Regions from separate parts of the Homo sapiens genome. Here region 2 is linked to region 1. A link is a loop called in an ENCODE intact Hi-C map of the cell type or tissue named here. Cell type or tissue: PC-3. All regions are shown on one strand. Each heading gives the region's core, and the rest is flanking DNA. Links, peaks and the distances in the headings are about the cores only. Region 1 overlaps HDAC9 (histone deacetylase 9). Region 2 overlaps HDAC9 (histone deacetylase 9).

The links. Peaks named below come from ENCODE experiments on the same cell type or tissue, not always from the same donor. Only the 100,000 strongest peaks of a DNase experiment are listed, where the experiment ranks them.
Region 2: a loop joins it to region 1, with 2.0 times the contacts of the local background. A loop is called at or near these places in 1 of 110 quality-filtered maps.

Annotation. Positions count from the first base shown.
Region 1 is chr7:18,892,514-18,896,914 of GRCh38, forward strand. All of the region lies in intron 22 of HDAC9 (histone deacetylase 9), which reads left to right. HDAC9-AS1 (HDAC9 antisense RNA 1) reads right to left here. Exons shown (of 3, transcript XR_927081.3): 2 at 47-127. Among named protein-coding and RNA genes, the nearest start is that of HDAC9-AS1, 7.3 kb to the right of the region's middle. In PC-3, for the core only: a CTCF peak has its summit at 1,832 (motif pointing right); DNase peaks (open chromatin) are centred at 838 and 3,098; H3K4me3 peaks cover 1,582 bases; H3K27ac peaks cover 1,880 bases.
Region 2 is chr7:18,691,185-18,695,585 of GRCh38, forward strand. All of the region lies in intron 12 of HDAC9 (histone deacetylase 9), which reads left to right. Among named protein-coding and RNA genes, the nearest start is that of HDAC9, 200 kb to the left of the region's middle. In PC-3, for the core only: a CTCF peak has its summit at 2,391 (motif pointing right); a DNase peak (open chromatin) is centred at 2,437.

The DNA.
Region 1 (4,401 bases), core at 253-4,252:
ACCTTCAAAACAAAGAGAGGCAGTCTCTCTCCCTCTCTGTCCTTACCGCTATTCTTTCTTCTCTCCTGGAAGGTCATATTGTTTATGGAGAGCATAACTCTTCCACTGTAAGGTCTTGAGCCCTGCCCTGCAAAGACGGAAAGAGGTAAATTTGGTTCCTCGTGTATCTATTCTCTTATGATGCTTTATTAAAGGATAATTTTTAAGAAGCAATACAAAGTGGGAAAAGGAGAATTATTGCCCAGAAATAAATTCTGAAGGCTCAGGAAGGTATATTTGTTTTTGTCCCAGACATAAAATGCAATTAAATCTACCCCATGTAAGACTGATGAAACTTCTTTCTTGATAGAGAGATGTGATTTATATTCTAGCATTAATTAATACTGAGTTTAAGGAACTTAAGTTTATGTCAGATCATTTTTTTTTCCTCCCAGGTTGTTACTTGTTGCTTCTCATATTTGGCCTTCCTTCTGCAGCTGTGTTGAGAGCTTATACAGTGTTTCAAGTAGGTAATAGGCCGAAAAAAAAAAAAAAAAAAAAAGAAAAGAAAAGAACCCTAAGTGCTTTTGTCATTACAGCAGTGAGAAGAACAGACATGCAAACACCTTCATATCTAGAGCTCTCTCACTGTACCCCTAACGTTCTTTTCATATTGATGGTGACAGTAGTGTCAAAAAGCAGAGAGAAAGCTGTAAACCGTAAGCTACAGGGAGATCTGCAAAACCAAGTTACTCAGGGTCACAACCTGTAGTTGTGTAGTTTGTGCTTTACACAAGGGGCAGCAGCGTGAAGGAACATAACATAACCTTCGCTCTCCTTATCAACCAAATACCATGGCCTGGGGCAATATTCAACCAGAGAAATAAAACCAGAAAGAAAAGAAAGTGACTAATTCAATTCACAGGTATACATCAGGCATCTAGTGCTGGAGCTACATCAGTCTGAAGAAGTCAAAACTCCCTGTTTGCATGTGGCTTATATTTAAACTGTGCTGTCTAAAATGGTACTCCCTGGCCATATGGTTATTTAAATTTAACTTAATGAAACTATGTATTTCAACTGCCCAATAGCCATTCACAGCTAGCAGCTTCCACAATGGACATTGCAGATATAGAACATTTGCATCGTCACTGAAAGTTCTTTTGGGGAGCATTGTCTAGTGGTTAAAGCCTAAGCAAAATAAGTAAGCAAACATAGAGTACATTAGGAGTTCATGAATAAAATGAACGCAGGGAAAGGGTCAGATTTTGCTGGGACAAGGGAGGTTTGTGATTTTTAAAAGGGTGATCAGAAATGGCCTCACTTATAAATGATGTTTGCCTGAAGAGCTGAAGGTGATAAAGGAGCAAGCTGTGAAACTATCATAGGGAGGAACATTGTAGGCATGGGGAACAGAAAGGGCAATAGCCCTGAGGCAGGACCAAGCCCACAGTGCCAAAGGAAGAAGAAGGCAAGTATGAGATGTTCAAGAGAAAAGGGTGATAGAAGTGGGGAAAAGTAGTCATAGTTTGATTTATTTTAAAGGTGAGTGAACTGGATTTGCTGGCAGGCTGGATTGGGTATGAGAGAAGATCAGAAGGTGGGAATGGAGTAAAGGATGACTTCAGGGTTTTGGGTCTGGGCACCAGAGAGGAATGAGTGGCTCTGAACTGAAATGGGGAAAGATGTGGAAAAAGGTTTAAGCTGAGAGTTAAATTTAGTTGTTATCAGCATATAGACGCTATTTAAAGCCGTAAGCCCAGATGAGATCACCTAGGGAACAAGTGTAGGTAGAAAAGAGATGCAAAGACTGTTGCTTGGGACACTCTAACATTATGACATTGGAGCCATGAGGGGGAGCCATATGAAGCCTGATTGATTTTCACTGGCAGAGTGTGCTGTCCTGTAGCCCAATGGAGGCAAGCCGTTCAAAGAGGAGCACAAGCCATTAGCTCTATCAAATGTCCTTAAAGGGTCAAGTAAGATAAAAACTGACCACTAGATTCAGTAACATGCAGGCCACTTCTGACCTAGACAAGATAAGGAGTTTGATGAGTTAAAAGCCTGATTAGAGGAGAAATTGGAGGAGAGAAATTGTAGACTGCACATATAGACTGCTGCTCTTGAGGAATTTTATTCTAACGGGGAAGAGATCAATGGAGCAGTAGGTAGAGGGAGGAAAGGGTCTGATGAGTACTTGAAAAAATAATCTTAATAAAATGACAGCATATTTATGTGATGCTGGTCATCTTCTAGTAGAGAGGGAAAATTGATGCTGCTGTAAAAAGAAGAGAGAATTGCTATACAAATGTTCTTGAATTTGTGAAAGAATTGAGTTCTAGGACACAGGTAGAAGGCTTGGGCTTAGATACAGGAGAATTTATCCACAGGAGCAGTTGAAAAAGCAGAGTATGTGGGTCCAGATGCTGGCAGGTGATGGGTGTAATGGTGGGAGATATATGAAGTGTGCTTCTGACTTTTTTCTCAGTGAAACAGGAACAAAGGTAATCACTGAGAATTCGAATGGGCAAGAACATTTTGGAGGCTTGAAAACATGAGAGAAGGTATGGCATAATTATCTACAGGAGTGAAAAAGGGGATCTACTAGCGGAAAATAGCTTAGAACAACTTATGAGCCCATGTAAATTTCACATATAACTTTAAAGTGAGACCAGTCAGAATAACTATGTCAAATAACAATACCATTTCACCAGCCATATTCGATAGGGCTCAGGCCCCGCTAGGCAGAGAGCTGGATGTAACCAGGATTGAGTTAGAGTAAAAGAGACAAGTGATTATCTGATGTACTAAGGATTTTAAACTGGTTTAAAAGGAAAGTGAGACAATGTAGATTATAAGAGAAATGAAAAATTGGTAGGATCAATGGATTGTAGATCCTAGAAATACTGCAGTGTGGCAGTAAAGAGAGTAAATTGAAAAGCTAGAAGGTGATAATAAGAGAGGAGGATGCTTGGAATTGATAGTATGAAAGAGTTCTGATTTTTGTTAATCAAAAGGACGAGAGCATGATTACAAAAGTGAGTCACTAAATCCTATTCTAAAGATCAGCTCATGAAGTGAGTCACTTTAAATTCTTATTAGGTGAGTGTACTCCTCCTTTGAATATGAGTGTTATCTTTTTATGAAAGAAGAAAGTTTTGACTTGATACTTTCAGTTAATGCTGAGATTTAAAAATAAAAAACAGCAGGGCAGCATGTTTCCCTTAGCATCGAACAGCTCTCTTTGGCTGTCTATTCTCTTGTAAGGTTAGACAGTTGGAGTTCGCATTTGATCTGAGGCTTTAAGCTTCTTGTTATACTCAATTTCCAAGAGTTTCCTGTTTAGAGACTTGAAATGCAGCTTAGTAACAATAAGTCATTATTTAATCATGATTAACCACTTTTTAAATGGACATATTTCCAAAAGGGAGAGGTAGCAGTTTCTTAGGTGTGGATTTTGTATTCCTTGACTATACAAGCATAAAGAAAACATTTGTTTATTTGGATAATCAAGAAAATCTCAAAAAGGAGCAGCTGCAGTTTTCATTAATGCCGAAGGGAAACATCAAGAAGATACTTTTCCTAATGTACATTAAATTCCAAGTGTTATTTATGAAGGAAGAAACTATTTTATGAAATATGATCTGTTGACGTTTAAATGTAAATTTTATTTTCCATTAGAGTCTTATTTATGTTTCAAAAATGGACAAATATTTATATTTATGCTTAAGATAAAAATATAGAAATATTTCTGCTTACTAATTTGAAGATTTATTAGCATTTGATCATAAAAACATAGAAAAGAGACTAATCACTTTAAGAGCCAAGAAAAATATGTATATTTTTTCCAACTTTACAGTAACTTTTAAGAAACACTCAATTTGGTCAGGCAGGATTCATTCACCATTACCTTTAAAAGCACAAGGTAGAAACTTATCTTCATTAAGTGCCACTGAATGTCTGGCACCACATAACTAACCAGAGAATTCAGTAGCTTAGGGTCTATGGAATGCCTCAAGTTCAAAGGAAGAGAGACATCCTGTTTGGTGTTGTATTTCACTTATGCTGTTAAAACTGCCCAGACCCCATTAAGTGTTTTCTTTTTCATTCTTGGGCATGATCTTCTTTGTCCCTCATGAATAACACAAAGCTTAATAAAACTCCATGCCAGACTAAATAATTTTAACAATGTGTTATAAGATTTTATTTTTAGGTATAAAGGTCTTTCTTTTTGTGCAAAAGCCATTTTGTTAAAGATAGTGACATCGGGTCACACGCCACTCCTGTGGACCTGGCTTGTTAGAGAACTAGCAAGAACATTGTCTCAGACCCAATTCCTTCACACTGCAAATTCCACTGTTGAAACTTTTACTACAATGGGTATCTATGGAGAAATAGTGAAGGTAAATAAACTCTAAATTT
Region 2 (4,401 bases), core at 193-4,192, 200 kb before region 1:
GACATGGCAAACCACTGAGAGCAATTTGTGCACTCAAGTTTATGTTCTGCATAAGAGGGTTACCTGCTACTTCCTAACAAAAAAATTATTTGCAATTTAAGTATTTAACATGTCCTCATTAATGCTAACAGACAATAATCCAGAAGTTTAAATATGTTTTACCAAAACTTTTCTGAGAGGTTGGTGGGTCACTTTGTATTGCTCTTTCTGATCTTATATTCATTTAAGTACCAAAGAGTAGAGGGACTTTCGTAAGCAGTATAAAACTAAATTATATGTTGATTTTTCCGTGGGCTGTTAATGTCTTGTTACCGTGAGGTGGAAAGGGCTGCTTCGTGGTTTCTGGCTTGGTAATATTTGGCTTGTAGGTAAAGGGGAAGAAAACACAGACCACCTGTAACATGAATGTTGACCTCCAATTGCTCTTTAACCAAAATTCCTTTCAGTTATTTCCAAATTTATCTTTGATTAATTTTAACATTTATGCATTCTTCACCCTACTCTGTGTGTCATAAATGGCAGTCCTTTAGAATGGATAATGTTCTAAATAAAATTAACCTGTGTGTAATTTTTTTCCACAATAGATAGAATTCAAGCTAACATAGACTGCAGTGGTCAAAGAGGAAACCATCAAGATTGCCAATGTGGGGTAGCCCATATTGATCCCAATCAGGTCATATGACCTTGGCATACCAGAGAAGTCACTAAAGAGTGTCAACAAAAGAGAACAGTCTGTGTAACACAACATAAAGAAAAGAGGGCAGACCCTGCAGTGATCACATCTTGTGTTTGAGACCTGCCTTGGCCACTTACAAGTCTCAAGTTCCTCATCAATGAGATGGAGTTAATAATACCTGTCTCCTGGGGTAAATGGTGAATGAGTCTCAGAAAAGACAGCATATTTCAGCCCCATTCACAGAGTTAAGGCTTAATGTGATAGCTACAGATTGGAAAGGAATGAACCATTACTCTTCTTAAGAATACTCAGAAGGAAAAAGCCTGGATGACTTAAGAGAAAACTTTCCAAATTGTGTTTTAAAACATCAGTCCAGGGAGATGTTCTCTTGTCTGATGAGTTTTGTAAGCTTCACATTCTATGTAAGCTTTGTGGAGACACCCGGAGTACTTTAGCAAACTGGTGGCTCTGAGAAATCCTGCAGCACAGCAACTTATTTACATTATTGATCGCAACATTAAAAAAATGACCATGACATTTTTAAAATGTTACTTTTTTATGGAACAAACTTTTTGAAACACTGACCTAGGACATAGGTAATAAGCTTTTAACTCCTCATATCTCAGACTTTAGGTAACAAAACTGAAGTGAACTGTAACTTAAAACAAACCGTCTTTCCTTTTTCTGTGCATTTGAGAAAAAGAAGATTTGGATGTAAATCTATTTATCTCAGACTAAGTTTGGGGTTTCTTGTTAATTTCTGTTTAAAGAGATTTTGTGGGCCACGCAAACTAATGGAGATCTAGTTAGTATATAATACTTTCTCACATCATGTGGCTAAGTTTACTTGTTTGCTAGTCTTGTATATAAACAGGGCTCTGACAATCTAATGTCTTTCGCCAGCCATTTATAAAAGTGACCATGTATATTTTATGGTAAAAAGTAAGTGCATTTTTTGGGCACTGGTAAATAATGATTTGTTTTGTCCTGTTATTTTTTTGTGGAAAGAAAAATCTTACATTTCAGTCAGATGTTTGTAGTAAAAGAAAATTGTCATATTCAGTAGCCGATGATAAATACATTTTTTGTGTTGTTATGTATACTATACTGTTTTAAAGACTAAGCTATTTTTTGGCTTTTTAATTTTTTATTGTGATAAATTTAAATAACATAAAAACTAATTGTGCCCCATAAATATAGACAATTATTTTGTATTAATTAAAAATAAAATAAAACTTTAAAAAGAAAAAAATTTAAATAGTAGCTGAGAATAAAAACTAGATCAACTTAGATATTATTAAAGTCCTGGGACTCACAGAAAACAATACACTGAGATAAGGTTATATTTGACACCTAATTGTTAAAAGGAGAGATAACCAAACCAAACAAAAATAGCATTATTTCTATTTAGCCTATTGCAATGTTTTTGTAATAGTTATTGAAATTCAGAGTACATTTATAAAGCTAAAGGAATTCTTTAATTATTAGATACAGAAAATGTCCTTGAATGGGAGAATAGATTGAGAAAACACAGTACTCTTCCTATTTTAAGAAGGTCAAAATATTTTTAGAGGACATATTTGGTGTGTTTGTTTAACTAAATATTCAATATGAGCAAAGAAGTTACACAATTTACTTTTAACGAAAAAAATTTTCAAATAGGGAGGAGAGAGACGAGGAGAGAACAGATGCTTCTGGTGGTGCAGCAGCACAAATTGAGCAATTGTCCAGTAGGGGTTGCTCATAGAGCAGGAAGGCTGATTGTTCCAGCTACAAGTTTCACAACTTCAAGTAGACTGGGATTTCAAGGCCACTCAAGTGTCTTAGTCGAAATAACCTCTTTATGTACTCCGGAAGTGACCCAGCCTCTGATATCTATTAGGATAAAATAGTATGTGTGAAATTAAAGAATTGCTAAATAAATCATTTGAAGCTTGTCATCTGCCTTAAAATGACATTTTACAAACCACATTTAATATGTTGCTGTGCATTAGTGAGGGGAGCTCATAACTGCTTTTCCAAACAGAATCAAAGTGTAGTTAAATTGTTTTTAAACACAGATTTAGAGAATGAAATTGAGGGTAGTAAACTAGTAGCCAACTAAAGCAAAACAGGCTGGAATGTTGGTAACCGATTGTACACACAGGATCCAAGCAAAACATCTTGAATTGCTAGTACAGTAATAAATTATAGTTTTCACATTTGTATTTTGCAAGTGAAAACAGCACTAAGTCAAGCTTGTGAAATAAAGACCAAATGATGACGTTTTTAATTCACCCACACCTATGATGACCCAGTAGACCTGCCTCATCATGCAATAAATGGAATAACTGAGGCTGAAAAAAGAAAAGACCAGTAGACAGAAACTCCATAGTTTTTGTATGCAATTGTAGATGGGAAAAAATGGTTGAGAGAGGCAAAGGGTTAATTGTCACAAAGGATCTAATGAATGTGTTGATTTCTTCTCCTTCCTTTGTCCCTCTCTCCTCACAAGATGACCCATACCACATTCAGCCAACAGTCAAGGAGCTATCTCATTTTCTTTAGGGTTAATTTTCTCTTCTTAACGTAATGAGATAAATGGCTAAATGGGGTTGGTGTCTCGGGAGTGTTCAGAGGGCAAGAAATGGTCAAGAACTGGTTTATCTCCAAAGTTCATTAGCCTATTAGATAACTGACGCAGGGCACCCCAATTATCTCAAAGAATGAGAGACTTCTAAGAGATGGGAGTCAGTCCTTATAATAATGGAACTTGGCTGCCTGCTTCAGAAAAGAGACTCGCAAATCCCTTTCGTGGAGCAGGACTCTTCTGGGTGGAGAGGATGGGCTGATTTATTTCTCTGTGGTGTCCTGGAGTGTATCTGCCCTGATTGACTCCCTTGGTCTTGACATCAGTCACTTTGGAGTCAAGATAATGAAAACTACATTAAAGAGGCCCCTCCAGTTTATGCAAATGGAACTTTTTCTTCAAAGGGACAATATCCTTGGGAGAATTTCTGTACTATTGAAAAGTATTAATAAAAGAAAATGTGTTGGATATTTCCTCCCTCCTACTCCTCATTTTCTCTAATTTACATAGGAGTGGGAGTGACATTTTTTATTTTGTTTCATTAAAACCCTAAATTTTCCTCATGCTTTATCTAAGGAAGTCAAATTGTATTTAGTCTGAAGGTTGCTGCATGGAATTAGTAAGGACATAAGTGACACTTAACATTATTCTAAACAATTAAAGTTACACACTTTAGGACATCTTGGGACTGGATCAAGATGACTGGAGGAGCATCAGTTTTGCATCTGAACAGGTGTGCCTTAGGCTAACAGGGCAAAAATGATAACACTATTAGCAATGACATCTGCAGTTGTAGCTTGGGTTGCCACTCAAGTTAGAAAAGAATATTATGTTATGTCTATTCAGGGACTCTTTGGGGGAGGGAACACGAGATAATGCTCAAGGAGGGAATATTGGAATCATGTGGGAATGTTGTGTTTCCCTATCTTTCCTACGATGCTAATTATTTAACAAATAATATCAACATAAATGTGACAATAAATGAGGACTGTGTTTATATGACACAGTCCATGTTGACTCAACATTTTTGGAGATTGATTTGAAAGAGTAGAAGGAGTTTCTTAACACAGCATAGTGACACTTCCAATCAGTGACCAGAATGGGACTTAGCAAGAAATCATTAAAGAATGAATAGTTTACTTGGTAATCTCTCTGG